Linked DNA regions of Homo sapiens: region 1 is linked to region 2. Evidence: chromatin loops called from intact Hi-C (ENCODE). Cell type or tissue: heart left ventricle. All regions are shown on one strand. Links, peaks and the distances in the headings refer to the core of each region. The heading gives the core; the rest is flanking DNA. Region 1 has its middle 55 kb from the start of SMIM21. Region 2 overlaps LOC107985177 (a long non-coding RNA gene).

Region 1 (15,703 bases), core at 4,502-7,001, 94 kb before region 2:
TAAGTTATCATTTACTCCACAAGTACAGAGAGAGCGCCTACTGTGTGTTAGGTGCAGTGTGCAGTCTGGAGGCCACAGTCGTCTTGGCTGTCACCGTACCCCTAATAGCTGCACCTCTGTTCCATGCATTGTGGTATTTTTCATGTGGTCAGTACTTCTCAGTGGGAGGGCCCGTTTGCCCATTCTTCTTGGAAAACACAGCCAGCACAGAGTCAGGCCCAGGGAAAGTTCTTAACAAAGACTTCTGTGGGGACCTCATCGGGTTGTTTTAGGACTGCAATTGTTTTGCCACCATAGGTTTGGTTATTTTGGAGGTCTCAAGAGCAGTTCAGACAAGACACGATTCCTCAGTCATTCCCCGCAGGTTAGCCTGGGGCCATGGCCTTTGAGGGAGTGGAGGGAAGAGAAGGCCTAACATGGGTTCTGGGGCTGCCTCCTGGGCTTAGAAGCTGGGGGATTTGAAGCCCCCACCTCCGGGGGAGGGCCCCACTCCCTAGAAAAAGGCCCTGAGATGGCTGAATCCTGGGGGGAGAAATGTTGAATTTGCTTGAAAATTTACTACTTGTTTACTCTTTTAATTTCTTTACCAAGTTATTATTTATTTGAATATGGCTTCATTCCAAGCTCAATATTCAGTCTTCCAACTTAACACCAGAAAGAATTTGGAAACATACCTATTTCCACTATAGTAAATGTGCCTATTTCCCAGCCAGGGGCACTTTTGTCCCTTCCTCCCAAAGAGTCCTTGGCAATGTCTGGAGATGTTTTTTGGGGGGCAGGCTGGGGTGGGGCTCACCACTGACATCTGGTGGGTAGAGGGGACTCTGTTAAACATGCTACAATGCACAGGACAGTACTCCACAATACAGAATGATCTGGCCCCAAACGTCAACAGTGCTAAGTCAAGAAACTCTGATTAATACAGCAAATCCCCCCAAAGTGCATATTTGCATGGAAGAAAAGGAAGAAGGAAGCAAGAAAAATGAAGCTGTTGGTAATATGAATTTATATATTCTAGCCAGTGTAAGATAAGAGGAGACAATATGTTTTCCTTTTCTGCTGGATAAGAATTGATAAATGTTTATTAAAATGATATTTTTAAACCTGATTTTTTTATACTGAAGTACATACACTAGAAACACGGTTTCTATAAAGGCTCAAGGTATGAGTATAGATATAGTATGATATATTTAAATATCTAAATTGCATTTATATTGAGATGAATAGCTTCAGAAAAAAGCAATGCTTTTCATATTTATTTTAAATTTTGGATGAATTACAGCAAATGCAGTTAATGTAATTTCTGGATTCATGGAGAACGAAGCATGAGGACTGTTTTGCCTTGCCATAACAGCATGTGTGTCAATATTTCTGGGTGAAATCAAAGACAAATTCCAAATCATAATTTTGCAAATCATTCCAAAATGGGGAGCACTATGAATTTTGGCAAAGAGTCTATGCTATCTCTGTCTATAAATTTGGTATAAATCTTTGTTATTTGCAAAATATATGCATATCTTGTGCTGAGGTAAATGCTCTGGAACACAGCCTGGGCTTTTGGATCCAAAAGGCCTTTAATTGATTCACCGTTCTCTCCCTGTCTACTGGTATGAACTTCACCAAGTCATTTTAACCTGCCTGTCGCTTTGTTTTCCGGTATGTAAAATGGGGTTAATAACGGAGGTACTTCCTTTATGGGGCTGTTCTAAGGGTTGGTGGAAATGCGGGACACAGAGGAAGCCTTACATTGCCATTTTCTCATTATTAATAGTATAACTATTCTTTTTTTTTTTTTTTTTTTTTTTTTAGACAGAGTCTAGCTCTGTCACCTAGGCTGGAGTGCAGTGGCATGCAAGCAATTCTCCTGTCTCAGACTCCCAAGTATCTGGGGTTACAGGTGCCTGCCACCACACCCAGCTAATTCTTTATATTTTTGGTAGAGACAGGGTTTCACTACATTGGCCAGGCTGGTCTTGAACTCCTGACCTCAAGTGATCTACCTGCCTTGGCTTCCCAAAGTGCTGGGATGACAGGCATGAACCACCGTGTCCGGCCTCAACTATTCTTATTATAATAACATCTTGCTATATCCTCATCCTAAATATGTTAGTTTCCCAGGGCTGCTATAACAAAATCCTTCACACTAGATGGCTTAAAACAACAGAAGTCCATTCTCTTACGGTCTGGAGTCTAGAAGTCCAAATGCTAGGTGTCGACAGGGCCCTCCTCTCTCTGAAGGTTCTAGGGAAGCCATCCCAGGCCTCCCTCCCAGCTCTGGGGCTGCTGGCCATCCTTGGTGTTCCTTGGCCTGTGGACGCATCGTTCCAGTCTTTGCCTCTGTCGTCACGTGGCCTTCTCCTGTGTGTTTCTGTGTCTCTCCTCTTCTTAGAAGGACACAAAGTCTTATTGCAATAGGGCCCACCTCAGTCCAGTATGGCCTCATCTAAATTTGATTGCAAAGGCCCCATTTCCAGGTAAGGTCCCATTTTCAGGTATCGGTGCTTATGACGTGGACATATCTTTTCTTTTTGGATCCAGTATGACCCACACCACCAAGTGTCAAAACAAGACCCCGGATAAGCTGGCCTTGTTTAACTTAAATGGAAACTTGCAGAAACGCCTCACTATGTCAAGGAGTCGTCTCATGGTGGCTGTCACATGAAGCATGAAGGAGTGTGATGGAGGACCCAGCGTGGGAGGACAGACAGTGAAGCCGTCATGGGAATGCAGGGTGTGGCTCTGTGGACCACGCACATGGGCAGTGAGCTGCACAGGGAGGTTCTCTGGGGATGGAGGGGAACGTTACCTCCCAGGGGCTCCTGGGGAGTTCGGGAAGCGCTGACAGTGACTGCGTATTTCTCAGCTGCCACACGTGTCATATGCAGTGAGCTGCAGGGGAATCTTTAATTCTTGGAACTCGGATGAGGTGCTTAGAAACGAAGGCCTTTCTCATTTCATGGGTGGCAGCAGTCCTGTGAAAAAGTTTACCTCGTGTTGCTGCCGCCTCAGGTTTTAACAGTTTTGTCTTCCTGGGTTGTTGAAACAGCCACACACCTCAGGTCAACAATATGCGGTGACTTAGCCCTGATCAGAAAGGTTTCTGTCATGAGTTGAATTGCGTCTCCCCCAAGTTTATATATGTTGATGTCCTAACCCCCACTACCTCAGAATGTGCCTTTATTTGGAGACATGATCTTTGTAGAGGTAATCAAGTTAAAATGAGGTCATCAGGGTGGGCCCTAATTTAATGTGACTGGTGTCCTTATAAAAAGGGGAAATTTGCAGACAGACAGAGACAGAGAGAATGCCAGGGGAAAATGAAGGCAGAGATCTGAGTGATGCTTGTATGAGCCAAGGAGTGCCAGCGACTACCAGCAATCACCAGCACCACTGCAGCCACCTTGATCTTAGACTTAGCCCCGTCTCCAGGACTGCGAACCAATCCATTTCTGCTGCTGAAGCCACCCAGTTGGTGGAACACTGTTATGGCAGTTCCAGGAGACTCACAACAGTTCTGTGGGGGCTTCAAAGAGGACATGCCAATGCCCTGTGTGGGAGGGGCTCCAACATCAGCTCAAGCCTGTGTGCCTGAGGCAGATCTTCTGTACAGACGATTCACTGAACCTTTGCTTAAATACCTCTTACAACAGGGAACGCTGCCTCACAAGTCAGCCCATTCCTTTCTCAGGCAGTCTAATGATTGGGAAGTTCTTTCTTCCTTTACCAAAATCTGCTTCCTGATGTCACGGTCCTGTCCCCGAAAAGCCCAGTAGGATCACTTCCTCTTCCCCTTGGCCACCCTTCGGACCTGGGAAATAGCAATCAGTCCCCTCCCATCTTCATCTGACCAAGCACCCAGAGTTCCAGAAATCAATACCATGCAGGGAAATCCACCGAACACTGGTTGTTGGCCATGTGGTGCCGTGCAGGCACCTCCACCGCCCTGCGTTCCCATCGCTGTTGTTGAGACCCGCGGTCATGACATCCAAGGGCGGCTCCCAGAGCCCAGGCACTGGCTGCTCTTCTGAGGCTTGTCAGGCGGGTGGTGCTAGCCTTGGTTGGTGGATCTACAGTGCACACCACGGCCTTGGTCTTCACCGAGGCAGATCTGGAAGAGGTCTTAGAGAGATGTTGGAGTCCCGGAAGGAAGCTTCCTCTCAGATAACAGACTTTCCCTGTGGGGAGCGTGGTTTTAGCTTCACTGGGCTAAACACTGGGAGTGGTAGAGAGCTGTCCTCTCCTGTTCCTAGGGGAACCTGCTTACACAGAGATGGCCATGAGCACTGTTTGTCCTGGACACCTTCAGACCAAAAAGCTGATGCAATGCTGCTCTTCATTCAAGCGTGTAAATACAGTTAGTTGCCACTCAGGATCAGAGCATCTTTCTCTTGCTATTTGCCGATATTGCTAAGGCTTTGTCCCCGTGCTGAATCACACTGAAGGTTAATTTGGCTTCATAGAAAATAAACTACATGGCCTGAGAAGGATTTATTGAGTGTCTGCAGCTGGGGAGCTGTTCTGGAAACTCACATGTCCTGAAAAGCGGGGCATTTGGTCTTGTCACTCCCTTCTCTCCCCCTGCTCTCTGTCCCTATCCCCCTCAAACTTCTCCAGACCCCAATCCTTTGATAGAAAGGTCTTGTTGAAAGACTCAGACAGAACCAGCCCACTTCCATGGGGACCAGCATCTCCGAGTCCCTGCCAATAAGCTAGTGGCACCTAGTTTCACTGAAGTTGTGGATGAGACTGTTTTGTGATGCTTTGCCCTGCGTGTGTGTGGCTGTCTTTCATGAAGTCCTGGTACGTTTTTTGTCCACTCTTGGCTATGGGTTCCAGACATCAGTTTTGTAGATAAGAATTTCTCTGGACAGCCAGTGACATCACATGTCCTGTCTTCCGACCACTCATGAAACAGGACTCTCATTCCTTATGGTCCATCCCATGAGAAGCTCAGACACACACACACCACTGGGGGAAATATCACTGGGAATGGTGCTTGTAGCCATAGGCGAAATAATTGGTAGAATTAGAACTACTACACATTTACAACTGCAAATGTCTGTCTGGGCAGACATAGCCAAAAGCAGTGCTCCCGACCAAACTTTTGTATGACGAAAACAATTCTCCTATATGAGGTCATGGATAGTCTTTTTTTTTTTTTTTTTTTTTTTTTTGAGACAGGGTCTGGCTCTGTTGCTCAGGCTGGAGTGCAGTGGCAAGGTCATGGCTCACTGTAGCCTCGACCTCCCAGGCTCAAGCAATCCTCCCACCTCAGCCTGCTGATAGCTGGGAGCACGGATGCACACCACCACGCCTGGTGACTTTTTGCATTTTTTTTTGTAGAGAGCGATCCACCCACCTGGGCCTCCCAAAGTGCTGGGATTATAGGCGCGAGCCATGGCACCTGGCCATGGGTAGTCTTAAAATTGATAAAATGATGTCTTCGATCAATGTCTTCTTGTGGCATCAGTGGCTTAACTCCTGTGGAGGCCCTGGAACGCGGCATCTGTAAGCCGCAGGGAGCTGGCAGCCGTCCTGAGTGCTCTTCCCGGTTGCCTCCATGGTGCATTTTCTCCTCTGGGCCCCTGCCCCTGCGAGTCTCACTCCCACTCACTGCACCATGCCTGGAGAGCCTCAGCAGCCATCAGGCGAGGCTCTCTGCTGTCCCCACTTCCTGCTCCAGTTCGTCCTATACATAGCTGGCAGGATAATCTTCCAAGAATGCTATTTTCATCAAGCTACTCCCCTGCGTGGAGCCCACAATAGCTCTGCATCATCCTTCTTCAGCCCACTTCCATTCTTCTTTGACCTTGCTTCCCCGACCCAGAAGCCCCCTCCTCTCTGACCTCCTGCAACCCTCTCCTGCCTCCTGCTGGGTCTTACCGGCTCCTGCCATTGCACCTCTGTGGAGGGAATGACCTCAACCCCAATTTTCCATTTGCCTTCTCTTCCTAGTTTGCAGTCTCGCCTCTAGCTAAGATTTCTAATTTCCAACAAGCCCAGCGGAGCCAATCCCATGACACACTGAGCTCCCTTTGACTCTGCGATCTGTGTTGTGATGCAGATGTGGTTTGCTTCCCAAATTCCAACATGAAAAACTCCATACTTTTCCTTTTTTTATTTGACAGAACGGCTGTGATGGGTACTTCAGCATAATGCTTGGGAATCTAGGCTGGAGTCTGACAGACCTGAGTTCAATATTGATTCTGCTATGTACTGCCTATGTGACCTTGAGCAGGTCACCTCATCTGTCTGAGCTTCGGTTTCCTCATCTGTGGGATGGGAATGGTAATAGTAATGAAGCCTGCTTCTTAGGTTGTTCCTGCAAGGGTCAAATGATATGATAGACATACAGCACCCAACAAGTGCTCAATAAAATGAGCTTTTCTGTTCTTGCAGTGTGTGCTCCAGGCACTCAATACATGCTCATTAGAACCTGGCACCTTCACGCATGCACTAGGAGACAGCAGGAAGGATGCCAGCATTTAATTCTCCATAATACTTCAAGTATTGCTTTCTTTAAGCTGGGCTCCCACGTGATGCCTTAGAAACTTCTTGTATATCCTGGTCTCTTGCTAAGGACATTTCCCCCACCTGGGCTCTGCCTCCATACTACTTTTTCCATGTTGAGTGTGGGCTTCCCACCTTGTCCAGGTTCCTCTATATTAAGACTGAGTGTTACAGCAGCTGCACTTTTTAAGGATGGAGAGTGTCTCACTCCTCTTCACAACTTCAGCACGAGCCACAGTGTCTGGTGTGCAATCCATGTTGATGGATAAATTTTGGATAAATTAGCATCACCCATAAATGAACACTGGAGTTGGTGACCTCATAGGTCACTGAGCTCCCGTCCTGGGAAGACTTAAGTAGAAGCTGTGTATCCAATGGCCACCTCTCAGGGAGGTTGTGAGACAGGCTTCCTGCAGAAGTGAGGTCATGGGTACCCATGGGGGAGGCCGCCACGTGTCTCCTGACGGCTGCTTTAAGGTGGGATGACTCTAAGATCCCACGAATAAAGCAGTCCATGTGACATGACTGTGGGGCGTCAGTTGCCTCAGTTTTCTCATTTTGAAAAATGAGGTATTTCCTTGTGGAGCTGCTTTGAGGGTAAATGGAAATGATACAAGTGAAGCAGCAAGCAAGTGTCTGGCAAGTAGAAATGCAAAGAAGGTTCACTGCACAAGAGCATGAATGTATCCCACCAGCTCTCCACTACATCATTTGACTTATGTATCTCATGGGTGCCCACACTCAACAACTTCACCAGGGGTTTATCACTCCCAAGCTCCGTTCTCCTCCCAATTTATTTATTGCAACCATCCCCACTTCATCTCCTTTGCTGTGCATGGGCCTAGATAAGGTCCCTTCTATTTCAATAAATTATTAAGGCTTCCCCACTTCCTATTGCTCCCTCTCACCCAAGTTCTGCCAGAGAGACCCTTCTAAAATGTGGTTAGATCACAAGATCAGTAGACATCCCTATTTTTATTCTGAAGTGGACAACTGCTACCACTTACTAGGGCTTGTTTTAGTTTATTTTTGATTTTTGATGGGTGATTTACATGCGTGCTCATTGGATTTAAAACAGCTCACTTCCCTTATTTTCTCCATAAGGAATATTCTGAACTGAGGGGTTCCATGATTCCATCTCACCAGTGGGCTATATCTATTGGAAATCTGCCTGCTGAAGAGGGTAACTTGGCGGTGTTGCCTGTGTATCAGTTAGCTGTGCTGCATAACAAACTATCCCTAAACTAGTGACTTTAAACAACAATATGTTGTTTAGCTCACGATTCTATGGGTCAGCAATGTGGGCTGTACTCAAGTGGGCAGATCCCCTGGTCTCAACTGTGCTCACTCAGGCATCTCCAGCAGGTGAGCCCAGGCCTGCTCAGGTGGTGGCTAGGCCACAGGTTCCAGAAGCGTGACGGCATTCCAGGCCTCAGGAGCTTGGGCCTTGAGCTGGCCTGCTGCCACCTCTGCTACATTCTATGGGTCAATCCAAGTCACTGGCCAGCCCAGATTCAAGGGGTGGGGAAAGACTTCACCTCATGATATGAAGAGCTTCAAAGTCACACTGCAAAGGAACATAGGAAATGGAAGGAAGACAATTTGCAAAGAATTTCCCATACCCTGATCCACTGCACACTCCCGCCCCCTCACGAGTGAGAAGCTCTTGTGGGAGATGAACGGGGAGGAGAAGACAACTTCTGCCCTTGAAGAAATGACAAACCACAGTTTCCAGCATGAGAAGGGCTATCAGTCTGGTGTGGAAGAGACCACCCTCTCATTGTGAGCTATCAGGGGTACGATTTGTTACCTACATATGTGTTTATCCATGTTCTTCTGTGTTAGGGCTTTTCTAACTTTTTTCAAAGGGTGGCATAGTAAATATTTCAGAGTCTTTGCTGCCTACCCACCTCCAGCATTGTGGCATGAAATGTGTCACCAAATGGACGTGTTCCAATAACACATTTTGCAAAAACAGCCGGTGGGCTGCACTGGCTCTCAGGTCATAGTTTTCTGACTCCCTGATCAATTTCAAATCTATGTCTATCTTTTAGTTTTCTTTCTAGAGGGGCTGTATGCTAGGGCTCTTATGGCAAAAAACTAGGTGTCAGTTGTTATTTTTCTTGTTGTTGAAGAGCCTCTTTCCTGGTGTTTCCAGACTCTGCAGTGATGAGGGAGCCACAGATCCACCTCTCTGAGCTCATGTGCATTTCAAGGCCTGCTTCCATGTCGTGAATGTGCATGACTCTTGAGGCCAACACTGCTGTCTGTCTCCTAAACACTGATGTGGCATCTCCTGAAAATGAGCTTTGGGCCACACTCGATTTCCTGAAATATCATCACAAAGATTATTACAAATAAAATAATTTGGGAGCATCATTATATTATATCATATTCTTGCTAAAATGTGAGATCGCCTTCCTGGGCTCCAGGCTGGAAGGAACAGTAGAGTATTATTAAAGAGTTAGCTATGACAAGTGGATAAAAAGCAAAACCGAATGCAGAAGTCTGCTATTTAATGTAGTGCGCGCCGGCGTTTACCCAGCTCTGTGTCTGTCATGCACGGCTCTTTTCTGAGAATGGCACAGACTGTTCTGCATTTGGTTTCTAGAATCAGCAAATTACATTGGCAGAACAAAGCTGTCATATTTGGTGGTATTTTGTTACATCCATTATTTCACTTAAGTTTAAACATCTCTTTGCAAAATCAGATCCTACTTTAAAAAATTGCCGTGTTTTGCAACATTAAACAAAATGACAAGCTAGAAAAAAAGTTGATTAGTAAGCAATGCATTGAGGAAAACTCTCCTTTAGGTTCAGAAATGCAGACTTAAGTCAACAAATGCAGTCACCTTTCTTATAAACAAGAATGTGGTTTGGAACTTGCAAAAATTTCCAATTAAGTTACGCTCAGTGAAACCACAGAGTCTGGACCACTGGCCCTTGGTAGCTGGGCAGAGGCTAAGTGGGGCTTGTTGCTACTGACACAAAGAAGCCTTGGCTCAGCCAGCACACTTAGCACCTTGTCAGCCCCGTCACCAGCACATGCCGATTGGTCTCGCCCATGGAGACCAAACCACCTGCCAATGGACTGAGTGCTCTCCTGTACCGTCCTCTTGTTTGGCTTCATGTAGACACAACTTATGTCTAAAGCCACCTTCTGATAAAGGAAAGATAATGCAGATATAGTCTATGTCTTAATCAGGGTTCTCCAGAGAAATAGAACCAATAGGATGAGATACACAGATAATGGGAATTTGCTCCAGTTGTTATGGAAGCTGAGAAGTCCCATAACCTGCCATCTGCAAGCTAGAGACCCAGAAAGCCTGGTGGTGTAATTCAGTTCAAGTATGAAGGCCTGAGAACCAGGAGTGCCGATGTCCGAGGGCAGGAAAAGAGGGAGGTCCCAGCTCAAGCAGAGAGAACACATTTTCTCTCCTTCCACCTCTTTGTTCTAAACAGACCCTCAATGCCCACCCACACTGGGGAGAGTGATCTCCACTCAGTCCACTGACACAAATGCCAATTTCTTCCCAAAACACCCTCACAGACACACCCAGAAATCATGTTTTACCAGTTATCTGGGCATATCTTAGCCCAGTCAAGTTGAAACTTAAAATTAACCATCACAGTCCAAATCTTTCTTTTCCCTATTTTTATAAACAAAGCATAGAGAGCAGAAGCACACTTTACAAATACATGTGCGACTGCCATGAAATTGCACAAATAGTCACAGCTCGTGGTTGCACCTGTCTGCATCTTGGGTGTCCTCTGGCTGCGGGGGAGAAAGTTTGTTTCCCACAAATGTCTGCGGTCCAGATCCTGCCTGTGCCATCCTCCAAGTATTCAGTGCTCTATTCTTGGATTCTACTTCTCCCTACATTCCTCCATGGTTCCCAGTCTTGGAGCCTGCTAATGGGGTCTGGCAAGTGTCTGCACACTTCACCTCACCGAGGCACCTGCATCTTCCGTCTCTCTTTACCAAGCCAGATGTCAGGTTGGGTGGATTTCTTTCCCACTTACCTTCTGACCTCTTCCTAAATAAGCACTTCCTGCTAGGCCTCATGCAGCCAGTTGGTACGGTGCTGAGCAAGACCCCAAGGCCCTGGAATGTGAAGCCCCTGTACCAGGGGAAACTCTCCTTTAGGTTCAGAAATAAAGACTTAAGTCCACACCTGGCACAGGCAGGTGTGGAGAAGGCACTGGCTTTACCTGGATGAGCCTGGGAAATCATGGTGGTGATGGAATTTCAAATGTGTTTAAAGAAGGGCAGAGACTGATGAATAATGTTTATTCATTCTCAAGGGAGCAGATGCATTTAGAGCCATCATTTAAAACAGGGATCATCGAGCTTATTCTATAAAGAGGCAGACAGTACATGTTTTAGGATTTTTGGACCACACAGTCTCTGTCACAATGACTCAGCTTTGCCATTGTAGCGTGCAAACAGCCACAAACCATATGCAAACAAAGAGGGTGTGGTTGTATGCCAATAAAACTTTATTTACAAAAGCAGGAGGACAGTGGAGTTGGCTTGCAGACAGTCATTTGCAGAGCCCTGATTTAAAGAGTAAAATGTCAGAAAGAAGGGATCTTTAAGGGATCTTTAAGTTGATGTGTTTGTGATTGGAGCAGAGTAGGCTTGTTGCGGGGGTAGGTGACAGGTAAGAGGCAAATGTGAATGTGAGATTTATGGACTTAATTATATAGAGATGGCAAGGCACTTGGAGTTCCTTGGAGGGGTTGGGATGGACAAATCACAGGCAGAGAAAACAATGTGTTACATTTTCTACTTTTAGGACATTGGTATATTATATTCTAAATTGTTAATTCCTTGGGGAGGAGGAAATAAAAGGAAACCTACAAGTGATTATTGGTTTTAACTGTGCTCCTAGTGAGGTGGACTTTGTCATCTCATTTTATACAAAAGAAAGTTAAGGGTCTGAGAGGTGGAATAAGTTGTCCATGGGGACTTTCCTAAATTCATATTCTCTCCTCTCAAGCACACGTCCCTGGTTGGTTCTTTTTGAATTCTTTGTGGCACCTGGCAGAGCTCTCACTTGTCCTGAGTGACAAATAACTGTTCTGGCCAATCTTCCCTCTCTCTGCTGCTGAATCTCATGGGGAGCCTGCTCACCCTCCCCTGCCCTCTGTGTGTTTGAAGGCTGCATCTCCTGGGCTGAGGGTTCGGTGGCCATTGGCTAGGTCTGGCCCTTTCGGGGCATGGGTGAGAGGCGGGGGAGTCAGAGGGAGAGGCCTGGGTGTGCTTTCCCCTTTGCCTGGGGAGCTGGGTCTTCTCTGGGTCTTCTCTGTGGGTGATCTTGTTCTGGCCTTCCTTTGTCCCTCCAGCCTCCAGCTGTTGTGACTTTCTGCTCTTACAAATGTACAGGCTGCCTTAATGTTCCCTATTTGGCTCTTAAGCAACTCCATTACCTACCTGGCTGCTTCTCTGCATTTAACTCCTGGTTGGACCATGCCTGATGCAGAGTCTGTTATTTTAAAGCTTCACTTATTTGTAAATATATTACTTCTTTCAGGTACTATTTTTTTTTTGTAGGCTAAAACTTTGAACCAAAGGAACAAATGTAACAGACCATGTCTGTTCTGTTTTCAGATAAGCCTATGGAGCAGATGTATTCCAGGAAAAACACCTCTCAGCCCTGGCCCCAGCAGCTTCATCCTGGTCATTTGGGTGCCCAAGTATTCCACTCATAAACCACACTGACCTTTCAAATACCACAGGACCGTGCACTTGGCATCTCACATGACAATTCACATGACCGTGAATTGACTGTGGTCTTCTTAGTGAATTAAAAGTATTTTTTAAAAAAGCCCAATTTCTTGCTAAGGATTAAAAACTCTAAGGCTATTGTTAAAAAAGAGACTACATAAATAATATTGTTTTGAAAAGTAATTATTCTGCTTCTGATTTTAGCTCTCATTTTGCCTATGTGCAGCAGGAGAGAAGTTTCTAGATCATCATTAAAACAACAAAACAGTATCTAGATCTTCTTTCCCTTGTTTTACCTTTTAATTTCCATAAATTGGAAAACAAAATTCCAATTTAAGAAGAAACGTGACTTAAAACGTCCAAAATGTGTAAAATAGTTCATTCTAGCCCTTCTGTAAATTCTTACAACTTGGAGTCCAAAGAGAAGCAGCGATACTATGGCCCTGTAATTATTGAGCCCGGGGGACAGCCTGTCCTTCCTTGCATTCGAGTTCACTTCAGCTGCAATAATACAGACAATGAATGTAGCCCTGGCCAACTCTTTCATTTTAATGAAATCCACACTTCTGGTATAAAAATGAAAAAGCAAGACTCAAAGATACTCAGAATCATCATATTTTTCCTAAAGGCAACTATGTCGCTGTGTCCTGCATGTGGACTTGTGCTGTGTGCACATGCTTATGTGGGCGTGCTAGCGCGTGCGCACTCGTGTGCAGCTGTGTGTGTGCCTGTTTATTCCTAATTGAATGGTGGGATGTTACCATTAGTTTGCTGTTTGCAGACAAAATAAAACCCAGCAGAGACCAGTTAAACTTTGAGATTCTTGCGGCTTACCAAACTCAGACTTGCAGCGAAGAGAATAAGAGACAGAGAGAGAAAAGGATGAAAGTGGGAGAAAGAAAAAAGCCTGGTGGTTGGGGGGAGGGATTGTGTTTTTTTCTTTTCCTGAGAAAGTGAATAATGTCATCGTTGATTTAATTAGCAAATTCTAGATGTGCTGACAAAGGAGATTTTCTTGGGCGATGCACTGGGTTGTGTCAGTGCTGTAAATGAATAGGCAGAGCCGAGTTCCTGGTAATCACAGATGAACAACACAACTCGCCAAACCTCAAACAGTGCATAAATCAATTTGCTGGGAATTAACCACTCGCTTCAAAATTAGGGGTTACTTGACAGGGTTTCAGTGATTAGGTTGTCAGGGACCTGTATTTCTAGCTGGGATTTATCTATCATTGATATGAGCGTATCTCCCCCTGAGCTGCAGACTGACTTGCATCGCCAGCTCGCAGGCCGAGCTCAGAGGGTGGGGGCCCTGCCTTCCGGGGAGCAGACGGCCCTCTGGAGGTCACCCGGGCAGAGAGGAGAGGGAAGATGTGCTGGCTCTTCACACTCCTCCTAATGCCTCTCATATTAGCCGGAGAATTGTGAATGAGGGAATGTGTCTTAGAATCCTTCTGACATCACATGACCCCTTTGATAGCATAAAGAGCTTAACAATTTGTTAAACGAGATGCCTAAAAGTGTACAATTGCCCAGAGAAATTAGTGAAAAGCAATAAGGCACCGCAAGGTCACTGAGCTCAGGGAGCTGGATCCACGGTGTCGTCAGGGTGCAGCGCTCTGGGCCTCTGACTTCAAGCTGGGACCAGCTGCCCCTGCTGAGGGCCTCAGCAAGGGGCCTTCCACTCTGGGGCAGGCGGAAGAGGAAAAGGCTGTGATGATCCACCTCCTCAGGCCAGACTGAACATGAATTGGGGAAGGGGCACGCCTTCGGGCCAGGTTTCTTATCTCACACGTTTCCTTTATTGGCCAGCCCTTCACTGACCATTACTAGGTGCACTCCTGCCCACTTAGAAGTGTACACTCCCGCTTGACAGCTCCTTGCTCCCTAAGAACAATCCAGGCGTTCTATTAAGTTTAACCTGTAAGGACCACAGTTTATTAGGCTGGGCCCAAGGACATTAACCCTGCAACACTGTCAAACAACATGGAAATACAGGTCCCCGGTCCCATCACCATAATTTGATAGCAGCAATGCCCAAATCATTAGCCACATTCCCAGAAATCTCTTACCATCCCTTCTCTTTTCCTCTATTTCTTTTCCCTAATTACCTTTTTCTTTCATTATTTCCCAAGTCGGCAAAGCTTAACTTGGGCTCCCTCTTCTTGTTTGGGATTTCTGGAAGGGGGTTTGCTTGCATCTACCCTTGTGATTCATGCATCCTCTTCTCACACTCACCCCTGGCACTCTTGGAAAGCAATGATGTGCCTTTCTCTTCATTTAGATGACCTTCAGCACCTCAAAATCACAGCATCTCCAAGCATCCCTACCCAATTCTTGGGTGCCCAATCCAAGAGTGTCAAGGTCAACTTAAATAGAATGGGTTTGCTTTACTGGGAGGTAAAATAAAATGTTCCTCTTTCAATTACTAGAAAATGCCATTGGATTCAACTGTAGCAGTTTTGGTGTTTCCTTCCTGTAACAGCTCTCCTGCTAATCATGTTTCTTTCTCATATCGCTTCCTGTTCGCTTACAGCCCATTAATTGATCATTAAAGTCCTCCTCAATTTCATTGAGTACCCAACTTCCCTATTTTGGTGTCCTCACAAGGCAAATGTTTACAAGATTGTTATTTTTCTTCTTCACTTAAAAAATGAAACTGACCCATCAATTTCTGTGAATCTTTCTGCCACCCTCCCTAAAATCCACTTTACTTTAGCCATGTCTATGGTCTACTAGGGCAAATATTCAAAAACCTCTAAGCTACTTAAAAACTAAAACCAACTTTATTGATGTACAATTTACATTCCATCAAATAGTTACCTGTTTTCACTGTACAGCCCAATGAATTATAGGAAATTTACATAATTGTGCGACCATCACCATAATCTAACTTTAGAACATTTCCATCAAACCCCACAAAGAAACTCCATGCTCATTAGTAGTCATTCCCCCCTTTGGCTACCCAGCCCTAGCCAACCACTGCTGTAATTCCTGTCTTAATTGGTTTGCCTATTCTGGACGTTTCAAGTAAACAGAATCAAATAATTTGTGGTTTTATGTGTCTGGCTTGTTTCACCTAACAATGTTTTTTGAGGTATATCTGCGTTGTAGCTTGTATCAGTACTTCATTCTTTTCCATGGCTGAATAGTATTCCATTGTATGGATATAGCACATTTTATTTATCCGTTACCAGTTGATGGCCTTTTAGGTTGTTTCCACTTTCAGCCCTAATTTTACCCAGGTGCCGGACTACTTGAATAAGTCCATTATTATAAATCCTTCTTTCTCTGTTACAGGCCATACAGCTTGTCTATTTCCAGGAAGCCCGGAGGTCCTCAAGCACATATGTATTTAAAACCTCCTCTTTCCGGTCCTCATTTCCTTCAGATCATCCTCCTAATGCCTCTCCAGCTTGTGGTCTGTAATTAATTAAGTCAACCAAATAATGTATTTTGTAT
Region 2 (15,703 bases), core at 5,835-8,334:
GCTTCATATTTTTCTATCCACGTGTTGCATTCCAGTTCAAATTTACGAAAGAACAAAATATAAACTTCATTAATTTGATTATTGTTGTTTAAAAAATTATTCGTTTTGAGTCATTGGTGGCTAGCAATATAGTATTTTAAATACATAAATATATTTGAATTTCACAATCTTCCTAGAATAGATTGAACCTCACAGTCTTCCTAGATCTAAATTGAAAAAGGATAGGCTCTTCCTTAAGCTTAAACTATCTGTGCTTTAAAATGAAAACATAAACAAGATCCTGCTTTAGGATTTTACTTGTGGTTCTATCTTAGGCATAGAAGGATTTATTAAAAGGCGAAGAAATCCTCATATAGGCTAAAGTGAAAAAGACCAACAGTGTCAAATGTTGGTGGGAATATGGAGCAACTGGAACTCTCATACCTGACTGGTGGGAGTGTGAAATTGTGCATTCACTTGATGAAACTGCTGCAGTTTCTTAACAAGTTAACCATACTTATGTTTTATACCTTATGGCCCAGCAATTCCACTTGTAGGTATTTATCCAAGAGCAATAAAAACGTATGTCCACAAAAGGCCTTATATCAAAATGTTCACAGCAGCTTTATGCATAATAACAGAAAATGGAATCAAACCAGCTATCTAAAAACAGGAGAAAAGATAATCCAATTTTGTTTATCCATCCAGTGGAATACTACTCATCAATAAAAAAAATATAAACTCCTGATACACCTCATGGATGGATGCATAGATGGATGGATGGATCTGAAAAACATCGTGCTGAATAAAAGAAGCCAGACATGAAAGAGTACGTACAATATGATTTCTTTTATCTGAAGTTCTGGAACAGGTAAAATTAATCTATGGTAACTTAAGTCAGAACTGGGAGTACTTCTGGTGGGAGGATTTAGTGGGAAGGGGCATAAAAGATCTTCCTGTGTCTTGATAGAAGTGTGGGTTTTACAAGTGTATGCATTTGTAAAACTCATTGAACTGCATGCTTAATATTCGTGCATTTCACTGTATGTAAGCCATTCTTCAGTAAGATACATGAAAAAAGAAAGTCATATAAAAGTCATAATATAACAGAAGAGGAATTCTGGAGTTCTTGTGGAATATGCTATGTCAGAAAACTGCTAAAGAATAAGTGGAGTGATTTTTTAAAGACAAGGAATCAGATAAATGTAAGAATTTCAAAATCAAAGAATGTGTTTAGTGGCAGAATTGCAATATTAATTATTCCTTAGAGTTACATTCCCCACAATGTGTTGTTTGGCATATTAAAAGGCATTCTATTCAAAACGATTCTATAGTCATAAATTTGGGAAGCTGTAGGTTAAACGGAGTTATATAGGATTTCTTCCCTAGTACTTCTCAGACTCTTTAAAATGCGCATCCTTAGTGTGGGCCTTGTTATGGGTTGAATTCTACCTCCCCAAAAAGGTAGGTTGAAGTCCTCATACCTGTTGATATGATTTTAATTGGATATAAGGGTTTTGCAGATGTAATTAATTAAGGTCATACTGGATTTACGGTGGGCCCTTCATCCTATATGACTGGTGTCCTTGTAAGAGTAGGACAGAGACAGAGAGAGGGGGCGGGGGAGAGAGAGAGAGAGAGGGAGAGACCAGGGAGAGGATGCCCATGTGATGATGGAGGCAGAGATGGGAGTGATGCATCTATAAGCCAAGGAGGGCCAAGAACAGCTGGCAAACACCAGAGGCTGAAAGAGACGAGGAAGGATTCCTCTATAGGTTTCTATATCAGTTCCTTCTCATGCTACTAATGAAAGACATACCTGAGACTGGGAAATTTATAAGGGAAAGAGGTTTAATTGACTCACAGTTCAGGAAACTTACAATCATGGTGGACGGGGAAGCAAGCATGTCCTTCTTTACATGATGGCAGGAAGGAGAAGTGCAGAGAGAAGGGGGGAAAGCCCCTTATAAAACCATCAGATCTCATGAGAACACACTCACTATCACCAGAAAAGCATGAAGGCAATCACCCCCATGATTCAATTACCTCTCATTGGGTCCCTCCCACCACAGGTAGGAATTATGTGAATTACACTTCAGTATGAGATTTGGGTGGGGACAGCCAAACAAACCACATCAGCTTCAGATGGAGCTGGGCTCTGTTGACATCTTGACCTCTGATCTCAGACTTCTAGCCTGCAGAACTGTGAGAGAATAAATTTCTATTGTTTCAAGCCGCCTGTCTGTGGTACTTTGTTAGAGCAGACACAGGAACCATACAAACCTCTAGGAAAAAGATGTGATGATCTCACGTTTCCCAGATTGGTCTGATCATACAATCTTCTGCACTTTCCATGGCATGTCTGGAGAGTGTTTGGCCCGCCCAGTGTGGTAATCCCTGCCTGCTGGGACGGCCTTTCCTTCAACTATTCATGTTATTCTTGCTTACCTTAAGAGCAGTGTGGTATGCAGAATGATGGCCCCCAAAGATGTCCACATCCTAGTCCTGGAATGTGGGAATATGTGAGTTACATGGCAAAGAGGAATTAAGGGAGCACATGGAGTTAAGCTTGCTAATCAGTGGACTTTAAAATACGGAGGCTATCCAGTTGGGTCTAGTGTAATCATGAGAGTTCTTAAAAGTAGAAGAGGGTAGTTAAAGAGATTGACAGGGTACTTAAATCAGAAGACAGGATTGCAGATGGAGGAAGGGGCTGCCAACCAAAGATGGTGGGTGACCTCTAGAAGCTGGAAAAGGAAGGAATGGATTCTCCTCTCCAGCAAACAAAGAAACACACCCTGCCTACAGCTGGATCTTAGCTCAGGGAGACCCGTGTTTGATTTCTGACCCACGGTACAGCAAGATGATAACTCTGTGCTGTTTCAAGTCTGTAGGTTTGTGGTAATTTGTTGTAGTAGTAATAGAAAGCCAACATAAGCACTAAGTGAAATAATTCTTTCTTCATTTTTTAGAACATTTGACTTTTGATGTCAAAAACTAGAATTTTACATTTTTTAGAATTTTGTTCCAGAATGTTGTCCATATTGCATAAAGTTGTGTCATTTCCTACTCAAACAAAGACTATCTACCTGAATGCTTGCAACACGACAAGAATAATAACAGGTAAAACCATATTTCCCCTGGTGGCTTTTTTTCTTTTCCTGGAAAATATTTCATATATCTGTGGTATGGTTGTAATCTTCCTGTTTTAGATCAACACTTGTGTTCATGCTGCTATTTTCAGAAGCTTGAGATCATCTAAATCATTTAATGTTATTGGAAGTGTAGTGATGTAGACATGGTGTTGCCTCCCTCTAACTCATCCTGAATTTGCAGCATGATCGTGTTAGAGCTCTTGCTCCGCTAGTCTCCCTTTTCCACCCTCCCCTCCCTCTGCTCCAGGTTCCTTATGATTTGAGCTCCTGGGTTTCCTGGTCTATACAAACTTCAGCATCTCTGTCTACCAGTCGTAGGATATAATGACCCCTGTCTTAGTCCATTTGGGCTGCTATAACAAAAGGCCATAGGTTGTGTGGCTTATAACCTACAGAAATTTATTTCTTACAATTCTGGAGGCTGGGTACAGTGCCTGGTGAGGCCCTGCTTCCTCACTGTGTCTTCACATGGCAAAAGGGGTGAAGGGGCTCTCTGGTGTCTTTTTATAAGGACAGGAATTCCAATTATGAGGGCTTCACCCTCATGACCTAATCACCTCGCAAAGGTCCCGCCTCCTAATAAGATCACATTAGGGTTAGGATTTCAACATATGAATTTTGGGGGGACACATTCAGCCCATTATAGGGATTTGATAGTCCCCATGGTTAGTATCTTACCTAATCAATCTTACCTAATTACCCCTAGATGCAAGATACCAAGGCATTTAAATATGTCTCACAGAGTTGGGTTTGACAGTCAAATAAAACCATTAGATTTGTAAGTTAAGTGTTAGAAAATTATAACAACTATTCCCCACCTTCCTTCATGAAGGTAGTGGAAAACAGAAGCAAGTCCAAGTCACCTTGTCCTAAATGCAAATGAATTTCTCAGAAAATTGAAGAGGATGAGAATAATGCTGTGAACTGAGATGCTTCTCAACCTTCCCTCCCTCCCTCCCTCCCTCCCTCCCTCCTTTCTTCCTACCCTCCTCATGGCAAAGGAGAGAGTAATTGCCCAGCATATGCAAGCAAAGCCCATGGCAGCCCGGAAAATGAAGATTTTTTTTTTTTGGCACAAAATTCATAGCGATTTGACATCAGGATTCCAACATGTCTAGCTGTATTTTAACAAAAAAATAAAGATTCAAGTAACTCATTAGCTAACTGGCCTGACCTCCTAGCCCTTCATCATGTTATCTGTGTGGCTTGGTTTTCCAGCCTGCAGGTGAGGCTCACCACGTGGCAGCTCCTCTTAGATAAACTATCAGCCAGGCACCCAATAAGCATGCAATTGAGGTCATTGAGAAAGTAGGGAACATGGACACATGGACACATATGCAACCATCCACACATGCACACATATGCAACAACCTACACATGTACACGATACACAGGCAATGCAAAGTGGCCTATGCATGCACACATAGATGCCCTTGGCTCCACTGGTTGGAGGAGTAGCTACACTGTGAAAGGCAAAAGAAAAACATTTAGTTGCCCTCAGGCAGGGAAGCAGAGTTAACTTGATTGGAGCTCCCCTCTACCTGAGACTCTGGGGAAGGTCAGATACACACACCCATGTTTACTGTGCAGATCCACCGTCACTTTTCCCATTGAGGGTGATGCCAGTGGGCCAGTGTTGTTGTTCTTCATTGTTTTTCCATGCTTCGGTGGTAGATGGGGTGGAGCCACCCCTCTGGGGAAGCCCAGTGTGCTTAGACATGGCGGGAGCAATCTCTTCCTGGGCAAGAGGGCGCTGTTACTACGGGATTAGCCTGTCTATTATTTTTGGGTGTGCACAGGGTGACAAATTAGGAAGGGTGTGCTCAAAGGTTATTCAAATATTTCAAATAAAGCATATTTGAGCACGGAAAGGCCAGGGAACATTAATCAAATGTCAGCACCAAGACACTTTGTAGGCTATTTCTGGTATGTGTTTGCTGAGCGGCAGTCTGGCTTAGGCTCTGTGGGACATGTGATCACCCCAGTGTGAAGAAACGTGGAGCATTATGCATGGGAGGCCCTGGAAGCACTGGGAATTTGCAGATGGAGTGCAGTGGACAGGATGTGTTCCGAAACAGCCCGGAGTCATTCCTCTGAAGCAGATACAAAGGGATGTAGGATTGTGTTGACTGACAAGGCCAGAGTCTATTTCCATTCCTGCCCCTCTTGGGAAGTTAGATTAAAGGGGGAAATATTTTGCATAAAAGTGATTTTAACAGAGTAATGACTGAAATGATAATATGCCGGCGATGGGCATCCATCACAGTAATGAAATAGCCTCCTATAGGAGTCCTGCAACTGGCCGTTTCCCCCCAGAAGCAGTGTTCCCTCTCCACATCACCCTCTTGGATCCTTTCTGATCTGCCTCACTGAGGCTTCCTTCTTCAGAAAGCCAAGCGAGCAAGCAATATTGCCTTTCTCTCCTTCAGCTCCTATCAAAACAGTGCAGCAGCCCCAGTCACAAACTCAAGAGTCTTTTGACAGCAGCAATTAAGCAACTTAATTAATGAGTGAATAAAAACGATAATATTTACTGAATGGGAGCATCCTGTTTTGCATTTTTATTCAAACTCTGCACCTGAAGAACACCACTAAGGAAAGCTCCCCATCCCCCTGTTGTAGAGACAACCCCCTCTCTGTCTCTCTCTCTCTCTCTCTCTCTCTCTCTCTCTCTCTCTTCCTTTGCTCTGTCTCTCTCTCTCTTGCTTCCTTTGGTTCTGGCCTCATAAACACCCCAAGGGTAAAACACACACAGTGTAAGATTCACACAAGGCTAATCCCTGTCCTCTTTCCGGGGGAATGCACTTCTATCTTTGTCATGGTCTTTGTTCACCCCTAAAAATCCTCATTCATACATGAAGGACAATTTCATGATACTTTTCTGAGGCTGAACTTTACATCAAAGTGGGTGATTAATTACTGATAAGGGTATAATAAAACATTAATGCATTTTGTAATTAACCAGCTTAGGAATGACATCTCCCATCGCTTCATGAGTGACATGTTCACACACACACACATACACACACAGAACTTTTTTTAAAAAATTCTTTATTTGGCTATTAATCTCAGCAGTGCCCTCAATACATTACATTCTTTTTAAAAGCCACATATATTTTCCTCAATGAAATATCTAATCCATCTTGAGTGTAAGGAAAGCCCATACATAATTATTCCGTCGTGACAGACAGTGAGCTTTCTCGCTATTATTTTTGATGGTGCTGTCATGGATGCCAAATGTATGTTGTGGTGGGAGCCAGCCAGAGTCGGGAACCCACCTGGAGAGCGGCTCCTTTCTTCTCTCAGGAAAGGTTCCCCACGCCTGACAGCCCCACCATTCTGGTTAAGCTTAATTAGTCAAGAGAGAAAAAGAACTGACTTCGGAGTGTTGTGTTACGTTTGGGGCTCCCCCCTTTTTTTCCCCTTTCCACTCAAAATTTGACATTCTTTGGAGAAGATGAAGTTCCAAGTGGGATCTGTGTTGGCACTTCCCACCCTCTCGTCATCCTCACGTGGGACCCGCTTCTCACGGCCCATCTTTTGTCTACCAGGGGCCTCGCAGGACTCTGCACAGCCCGCACAAAGGACGTAGGATTCTGCACTGGCAGAACTGGATGTAATGTTGCCCTGAGAAACATTCATTTATTTCAGAGTGAAACCCGTTAAAATGGAAGTGTGTAGGATTTGGGTTGGCTGGATGCAAGCTTCCCTCTGCAGCGGGATGAGGTACGCTGGGTCCCCGACATTCACAGCCTCCCACTTTCATGCCCCTTGGCTTCTCAGGCCTGTGCCTTCCCGCATGCACACTGGCCTTGGGCAAGCGACTTGTCCTGGCCAAGGGGACGGGAGTCACATCCATACTTGCCGGCTTTAAAAATGTGCTTTTGTGTTTCCGCTTGCTGTCCTGGAGGCTGCCACTACCAGGAGCACGCTGGCCTGCCGGCGGGAGGAACAGATGCCAGAGGAGACCTGACTGTGTCCTCAAGGCCATGCCCCATCAGCCATCCCAGCAGAGCCCACAGCCACCCACAGAGGAATGAGGATCCCCATCCAGGATCACCGGAACTGCACAACTGACTCACAAACGTGTGAAGAGTAATGGGTAACGTGTTGAACTGTGAGCCTTTGAGCCTGGGGAGGTTTGTGATGCAGCAGTAGCTCCCAGACCCTTGAGGCTCTTCGGCACGAAGGTGCTGAGCCATGCACCTATGCAAAGCCAAACTCTGCACTAGGCCTACTGGGGTGTGCAGAGAGAGAGGGCTGAACAAACTGCGGTTCCACCCAGAAGACCCAGAAGAACATTTACGGAGGAGTCAGTGCAAGAGGCGAGAGAGCATGCGTGAAGAGGCTCGTTCTTGTGGTGTAGAAAAGGAGGCCAGAGTCTCCCAGACCACGATTCTTTTCCTTTAGGTGTTTCTTGGGCATTTTCAATCTTAAATCTCTTCCCATGTTATTGAGATTTCTGATTGAATGTCCCCATTTTCCCTCAGACAGCAGGCCGTGTGTGAGTCACCACCTCCATCTTTCTATGTCCTGGGTGTGGGCCCAGTGAAGGACAGTTATGGAAATTTAGAGAGAAGAGGTCGCAGGTGTGGTGGGGGTGGTGAAGCTTCAGAAGAGAAAAGAAGCATGGTGGAGAGGGTGGACTCTGGAGGCTACTGCAGAGCTCTCCCCCAGGCTATGAGGGGGCATGATGGTCCCAATAGCCTGAGTCTGTGTTCATTTCAACTGGCTACCTTGTGACGAGGAAGATGGCCCAGGTTCCCAGTGGGAAATCTATGGTTATCATTAAGAACGCAGGGCCTGAGATGAAACCTGGCAGGTGAAAGGCACCTGGTTTTATGCAACCTGGTTTTGCAGAAGCCTGTGGGAGGGGGCCCAGGGGGGAAGGGAGCAGAGGGCAGTGTTGGCTCTGGTTCCCCCACCAGGCAGGTGGGCTAGCACCTGGGTAAGGGGCTTTGCATCTGGAGCTGGTCATGCCTCAGTCCAGATCCTGCCTTTATCAGTTGATGGGCTGTTACCTGCCAGTGGTTATGGTGAGGACTAAATTACGGAAAGTCATCAAGGATCTTCATTCATTGCCCACCACAGAGCAGGCACTCAATGGAGAACACTCACCACCATCTATGTTGTTAATGTTGCATCTGCAGCCCTTGGTTTCCTGGAAAGACTCTACAGTACAGGGGCAGGTTAGGGGCCACAACCAGGAAACAAGACACATCTGAGAGAATGCATGGGAGCTTATGGAAGGATGTACAAGGCTGGGTGTGGGAATCCCGGCACTTCGGGAGGCTAAGGTGGAAGGATCACTTGCATCCAGGATTCAAGCCTAGCCTGGCCACGTAGTGAGACCCCAGCTCTACAAAAAATCAAAAATCAACTGGGCATGGTGGCATGTGCCTCTAATCCAAGCTACTCAGGAAGCAGAGATGGGAGGATCGCTTGAGCCCAGGAGGTTGAGGCTGCAGTGAGCTGAGATCATACCACTGCACTCATTCTGGGCAACAGAGTGAAACCCTGTCTCAAAAATATAAATAAATAAATAAATAAATAAATAAATAAAGAAAGAAAGAAAGAAAGAAAGAATTTACAAGAGGGGAGTTTTAGTGGTTGAAAAATCATTCACTCATTCCAGGAGCAAGAGCCTTGTGGGTTTTCTTCCTGTTCTTGCCTGGGTTATCTCTACTGAACCAAAGAATCCTTGTTAGGAATGCTCTGGTGGTGTCAATCAATGCGTTTATAAATCATTTGCTTTTACCATGGAAAAAGATATCACAAAACAACACAGCTGTAGTGCAGGTGCAGATGACCATGGAACGGCAGCCTGGCGTTTTCAGTAGAGCACTGGGCAGCAGAGTCCCTGGGCCTCGGAACCCCGGCCTGTTACCACCCAACACCATCCCTGGGCAAAATGCGAAACTCCCATCAGATCCATGAATGGAAAATGGGCGTAATTATAATTGCACCCCACTCTCTACCTCTCAGCTAAGGTGAGAAATGAATATGAGGATGCTCAGTGAAAATGCTTTGAAGTCTGTGAAATGCGAAGCAAATGTGAAGCGAGAGGAATAATAAGGTTCTAAGGACCCACACTTGGGCGTTTGCTCTGAGCTGGCCCCTGTCCTCCACACTGAACCTACAGCCTCTCCTCTCACCTAATCTGCACAAAAATCTTACGAAGCAGACACACTTACCATGCTGGCCTTTCCGTGAAATTTCAGGTCTTAGTGTCGCCCATTACTGGTGGCATTTCATGCCACAAGTTGGGCCATCTGCACCTCCAAGCACAGGGTCACAGAAGACTTTATCCCGTCCCTTGGGCTGACTGAATGGTTGGTTTGTGTCAACCCCTGTTGTCCCTTTGAGCAACTCGGGGGCAATGGTTATGGGTAGGGCTTAAAAAACCGTCTGGCTGCAAACCCAGTGCTGATACGAACAAGGCCTAGTCAGGCACTAAGTGTTTTGTGTTCCCCAAAGAGATCTTAATGAAATCCCAGCATGCCACTCACTCCTACACTTAAAATACCTTTTAAGTGTAGGAAAGAAAGTGCTTTCAACCCCACCCCAGCCATTTGGATTCGGAGACTCCATTTAAGATGCACAGCTTTCCTCCAGCACAGGGGCTGGGTATCCAAACGCAGAGCCTCCCCCAGACTCTCTCTAGGCTTAGCCTGGCTTGGTGGGCTCAGGAGGGATTCAAGATTATTTCATCCTTTATGTCCATTCGATGACAGTTTATCATCATTGCCACCTCATACTCTATTGTAGCCAAACATCATAACCAGCACCATGTGAACTACGTCACTGACGCCACATTCTTTTTCTCGGCTGTCACTAGGCTCAGGTCAGGACAGCCCTCCCGGCTGACTTCCGCGATACTTTCTGTATCTCCTTTTCAGTCTGCCCTAAAATGACAGCTGGACTTCCGACAGTGGTTTCTTATGTGGGACACATGGCTCTTATACTCTGGGTGGCACGGATTCCTTTATTGCCAGTGGCTTAATTTTCCCAGATCTATTTCCATGCAGACAGTGTGAGGTTGGACTTCATGCCTCATGCTCCTGATTGGGGCTCGGAAGTCTAACCCAGCTTCCTGCAGTGCCGCCCCCAGCTTATTCAATGCCCAACCTGCAGGTCCTAAGTTGAACCCGCACACTGCACGCTCACCTGGTCTGTGCTGCCAGCTGCATTGGAAATGGAAGCATTAAACACCGTTCTCCACTGTCAGCCACCTGCTAGCTAATGAGTGACATCATTTAACACTGTTTTGAAAAGAGAGATTTAAAGTTGTTTTGAAAACTGAAGGAAAAATACAAATGTTTGAGTGTTAAACATTTTGCCCAAATACTAAAATGTGAATGTCTTTTTATTGTGACAGTTCACAGGAAAGCGGGCTATAGCATGCCTGTGCTTGTCAATGAAAATCTTAGCACTGAGTTTGGTAAACATTCTGGCAGTCGGGAAGCCACTTAAAAATAAAGTTTAAAGAAAAGAAAGAGAAGTGTTCACTTTCCTTCTAATTTTCCCAGATACGCTCAATATTCTGCTTTATTTTTTAGTATTTTAACTAAAATAAGAAAACTCGGATTCTACCTCTATGTGTCCTATGATTGTTGTTGTTTTCTCTGATTATAAAATACAGGTTTGCAGCAGAAAACTTGGCAAAACAGAGATATGAAGAATAAAATAAAAATCACCTGTAGTTCTAAGCCATGAGAATAATCATATATATATTCCCTAGGTATTCTGAAGCATATGTATTACAGTCCAAATATTTAAAAACAAAATTTGGGTAATACTTTAGATAGAGAGTTGTATTCTGATTTTTTCTATTAATATTATAACTTTGAAACGAGGGACTTCACCATTGCTTTTATTTTTCTTTGCTATGTAAGTACTTATGTTCTTTATGAGGAAAATAAAAACTATAGAAAAGAAAGATAAGAAAATAAAATCAGTAATAATCCCCTCACTTACAAATGACTGCTGTTAACATTTTAGTTTTTTGGTTTCTATCTATTTATGTGAAATTTGAATGAAAATAGTATAATTTCGCTGTCTCTATATTGCTTGGTAACATAATGATTTAACTGTATAATAAATAGTATATTACATGAATATTTTGAGTAATAGTCTGTGTGATAATTTTTATTCGGTGTGTGGTGTTCCACTACATAAATGTATTATAGTTTATTTCACAAATAAACTCTTATCAGAAACTTATGTTGTCGTTAATCTGTGATTTATAATGAAGCTATAAACATAACTTTTAGCTAAATATTTATGGATACCCTTCATTATTTATTTCCTAAATAGTAGAAGTAGAATTTTATGGTCAAATGATAAAGACATGATTTTCTTACATTCAGGAGATATTCTATTATATGGCTCTACCATAATTTATTTATTTATTTTTTATTTTTTTTTTAGTTGAGACAGAGTATTGCTCTGTCACCCAGGCTGGAGTGCAGTGGTGTGATCTCAGCTCACTGCAACCTCCACCCACCAGGTTCAAGCAATTCTCCTGCCTCAGTCTCCCGAGTAGCTGGGACTACAAGCACATGCCACCACACCCAGCTAATTTTTGTATTTTTAGTAGAGATGGGGTTTCTCCATGTTGGCCAGGCTGGTCTGGAACTCCTGACCTCAAGTGATCCACCTGCCTCAGCCTCCCAAAATGCAGGCATGAGCCACCATGCTTGGCCTTACCATAATTTATTTAACCATCTTTTCATCTTCTGACATTTAATATATTGCAATGAACATCCTTGTACCAAATTTTGGTACTGATTATAGATTGTAAGTGTAGTTTTCTTGAAGGGAATTATAGGGCCAAAGAAGAAGAAATGAAAGGTTAAAGTGGAAATTGCCAGGTTGCCTCCCTGTAGAATGGGAGTAATCATACAACTTATGGTAGCATTGCTGTCCAGACGAGGGCCTGGCACACAGTGTGTTCTTGTAAATGCTGTACTCGGGTTCTCATCCTCACAGCTGCACCTAGAGCCCTGCTTCATGCAGTGCCAAGTTGCTGTTTTACTGGGACTTGGAAGCGCCAAGAGAATAAATGAAAGAAAATAGCTGGTATCTCAAAACGAAATCAGACTATGCACAGAAGTCGGGCTTGCAATGTGGAGCCATCAGAGTTTTGAATCACAGTCCCAGAGCTGCCACTCCTCAGCTCACTAGCCATTTTTTCCCCTTCTATAAAATAAAGGGCTTGTGATAAAGAATTTGAGGTGCCCTTTGGCTCAGGAATTCTACCTTCCCATGAGTTGTGAATGCTTTTTAAAGACCTCCTGGGTGTCCAGGCGTCTCAGTAAATAGAGTGATCATCTGGGTCTGATGAAATAAAAATAAGTTATTTCAGTATTTTTACCTTTTTTTCTGTTTTAGTGAGAAGTACTAGCTATCAAAGATGCCATCCTACTGATTGTATGAAATAGAATGAATGGCTTGGAGAGTACCTGATTAAACAATAGGTGGGTGGGCTGGTGATGAAGATCAACAGAAGGGAGAAGAGAAATAAAAAAGGGTGTTCCATGGAGAAAGGTGAGGTGATAAAAGAAACTGCTTGACACAAAGAGTCTTCTTTTGTTACCATGGTCATCAGTCTTCATTTGAGCCCCAGTGTTAGTGAGTTGTACTCACAGCACTTTTAGGTCACATTCTCATCAGAACCACACACAAGTTGACTTGTGGAATTTAAAGTAAACATTTAGGTGCAAAAGAAGCAGAAGCAAAGTGAAAGTTGCTGCACTGACACAGAGCGTCCACATCATCAATGCTGCGGCTCAGGCATCTTATGACCTCCTTCACCCAGGCCATCCAATTCTGTGGCCTGCTGGGGACTGGGAACCTGGGAATTTAACGGAATGCTCTGGGGACTTTGCAGGACAGTGATGCTATCAATGATGAGAGTTTGGCATCTTCACAAAAGAAAAGGTCTCACAAGAAGTCATAAGGTACTGAAAAACCATGCCAATAAACACCAGGGTGTGGCATGTTCTGGCTCTTTGGCATTCCTCTTCCTCAGATGTAGCTTCCTCAGCACAGCTTAACCAAGTGCAAGAACGGGTTGTGTGGCAGGCTCTGCTGTCAGACGCTGGCCAGGTTTTAAGACAGACAGAGAACTGTGACCTCAAGAAGCTCCATGCTTAGTAGGGAGGTAGACACGTCAACTGATAATTGCACGATCACATTTCATCTAGTGGATGCGTATAGATAGGATGATAGCTAATCTTTTGACTTGATCCTCTCATGGTAACTTCGATGCTTGAAAACACGATCTGCAAGGCCAAACAATGACAGCTCTCTGGAGGATTTGGAATTTGCCAAAGTCCCTTCTGTGGGTTTTCTCTGAAGGATGATGTTTTCTCCCTGGATCTCTGTGGTGGGCTTCTAACATGCCTTTCAGGAGAAGGTCTGAGAGTTTTAAAACTCTGCAAAGGAAAGAGCAGACACTGTCCCACCTTTCCTTTCTCCATGGTGTAGGCTGGGTGGGGCTGGGTGGGGCTGTGGGCTGGGGACAAAGGCAAAGGAATCCCGTCCTTTGCGTAGGTCGCTTCACTCTGGCAGAAACATCACATCCTGCCCTTGTCACCAGACGTCTCTGTCCACAATTACTCATCATCTGTGGATAGACAGCCCTGGAGGAGATCATCAATTGCCAATGCAATTCAGCAGATACACTTCATAAATTTTAATTACATTCCCACTGAAAATGAATGGTCAGAAAATATAAAACATCTGCCATCCAGATCATTTACATTTTTCATACAATAAATCATCAACAACATCCAAAACCATGGCTTAAATCATGTGAGTGTGGTAGGTCATGAAGAAGGAGCGCCATCCATCGTGCGATAACTATTTGGATCTCAGCCCTTCCTCGGATGTGGGAAGCGGGGCAAGGAGGGGGAGACCCAACGACTTATTGATGAGGGGGGAGAGAATTTTAGCCTAGCTCTGAAAAATATAAGTCCCCAGGTCTTATCTCAAACCTGCTAATTGATCTATTTACTATTATTTTGGCCATAGTAAAATAGGGGCCAAAATAAGTAAAAGAATATTTGGCCAATTATAACTGCGAAGAGCAGGCATTTATCACCCATGTGGCTTATTTATCTAACCTGCAAGTAGTATAAGAAAGATGCTTCGTTTTCAAAAATCAATTTTTATTAACATTATATTCATAGAATTCCCATTTGGCTCTAAGCATCTTCCGCGTCCTAAAGCATGGTGTGGGCATTCACATGCTGCTGGCCTCCCTCGAATTCCTTGGGAAGACAGGCATCTGTGCTAAGGACAGAGGGGCCTCTGAGGGACCTAGCAGCCCAGCCAAGGGGGCCTGAATCACACAGGTTGTGGACAGGACACACCGGCAGTGGAACCCCGTGCAAGCGGCCTCGGTGTCCTGAGTGGGGGCCTGTACAGCCGCCTCAGGAGTCATTCAGGGCTTTTCTCCATGCATTGTTGAGTTTTCCTTTCTCTGTCTCTTTTCTAAACACTTCCACCTCTATCGACTGAGAAGTGTGATTGGGAGCCCTCACTCTCCTCCCTAAGGCTCTTTTGCTGGAGTCTGGAGAAAGCCTTCTCACATGCAGTCAGGGACGTGCTGTGCAACTAGAGAAAGTGCGTGGTGAGCAGGGGCTCAGCAGCTGAGTCCGAGGAGTGAGTGCAGATGAAGGCCGCTGGCTTTCTGGGATTCTTGATATGAAATTCCACAAGAATAACGAAGACGATGACCTTTTTAAGGTCAAAGAGATATTAATTCAATGTTTTCATTTTACTGTTGAAGACACTGGGACCCACAGAGGTGAAGTGACCTGCCCACAATCCTGCTGCAGTCACCAGCACTCTGTGGTCAGAAGCTGTCCCTGGCGGCTGGGGGACGCACCTGCTCTTACTCTCCTTCTGCACTGGTCCAGCTGCCATCGGTTCTTCTGGCTAAACTGTGTCTTAACCACAAAGCGTTCATGTCTGTGTGGTGCAGAGTTGAACTGAGAAATATAGGAAAGTGATGTAAGATATGGTCCACCTGTCAGTAAAACAACCAGAACTGTCTGTGGAATGGTGCACCATGGAAACCAGAGAACGAAAAACAGAATCCTACCGTGAGTGCTATTTAGAGGTGCCAGGCGCTGGGCTGGCAGCACGAGGGGCTGCATATCCACCCTGTGGACTCCTCCTCACCCTGCCACAGTGCCCTCTGGTCTTCTACAGAAGGACGCCACAGACGTGCATCTCCCCACTGTCCCTTTGACTGTTTGGGACCATGCTGTCCAAAATTTAACACACAATTGAGCTCTTTTCCTGTCTCCTCAAATTCTGACTCTGCATCCTAGATCTGGCCAGCGTTTCTCTCCCCTGCAGGGTACATCTCCTTTGGGCGTGGCCTCAGGATCCCCACACAGGAGGACTGACCTTGCCAAAGGCCTGGCAAGGTGTGTTCCTGGGTCTCTGCCCAGAGGCATGTTAGACCCAGCCCCTTCCTCCAGGTCCACTCAGAGGTCAGGTCGTCGATCTAGACACGCCTTTCACAAGCTACTTCTGCCTCTCCCTCTAAATAT

The links. Hi-C counts contacts between places; a loop is a spot of excess contacts. Peaks named below come from ENCODE experiments on the same cell type or tissue, not always from the same donor. Only the 100,000 strongest peaks of a DNase experiment are listed, where the experiment ranks them.
Region 1: a loop joins it to region 2, with 2.0 times the contacts of the local background. A loop is called at or near these places in 1 of 110 quality-filtered maps.

What each region holds. Positions count from the first base shown.
Region 1 is chr18:75,365,226-75,380,928 of GRCh38, forward strand. No RefSeq gene overlaps it. Among named protein-coding and RNA genes, the nearest start is that of SMIM21, 55 kb to the right of the region's middle. RefSeq lists an enhancer at 13,234-13,734. In heart left ventricle, for the core only: a CTCF peak has its summit at 5,876 (motif pointing left); no DNase peak of the experiment used is centred there.
Region 2 is chr18:75,457,525-75,473,227 of GRCh38, forward strand. LOC107985177 (a long non-coding RNA gene) reads left to right here. Exons shown (of 3, transcript XR_001753505.2): 2 at 688-808; 3 at 7,045-11,357. LOC105372201 (a long non-coding RNA gene) reads left to right here and starts at 15,270. Exons shown (of 3, transcript XR_935637.3): 1 at 15,270-15,577. In heart left ventricle, for the core only: no CTCF peak of the experiment used is centred there; a DNase peak (open chromatin) is centred at 7,040.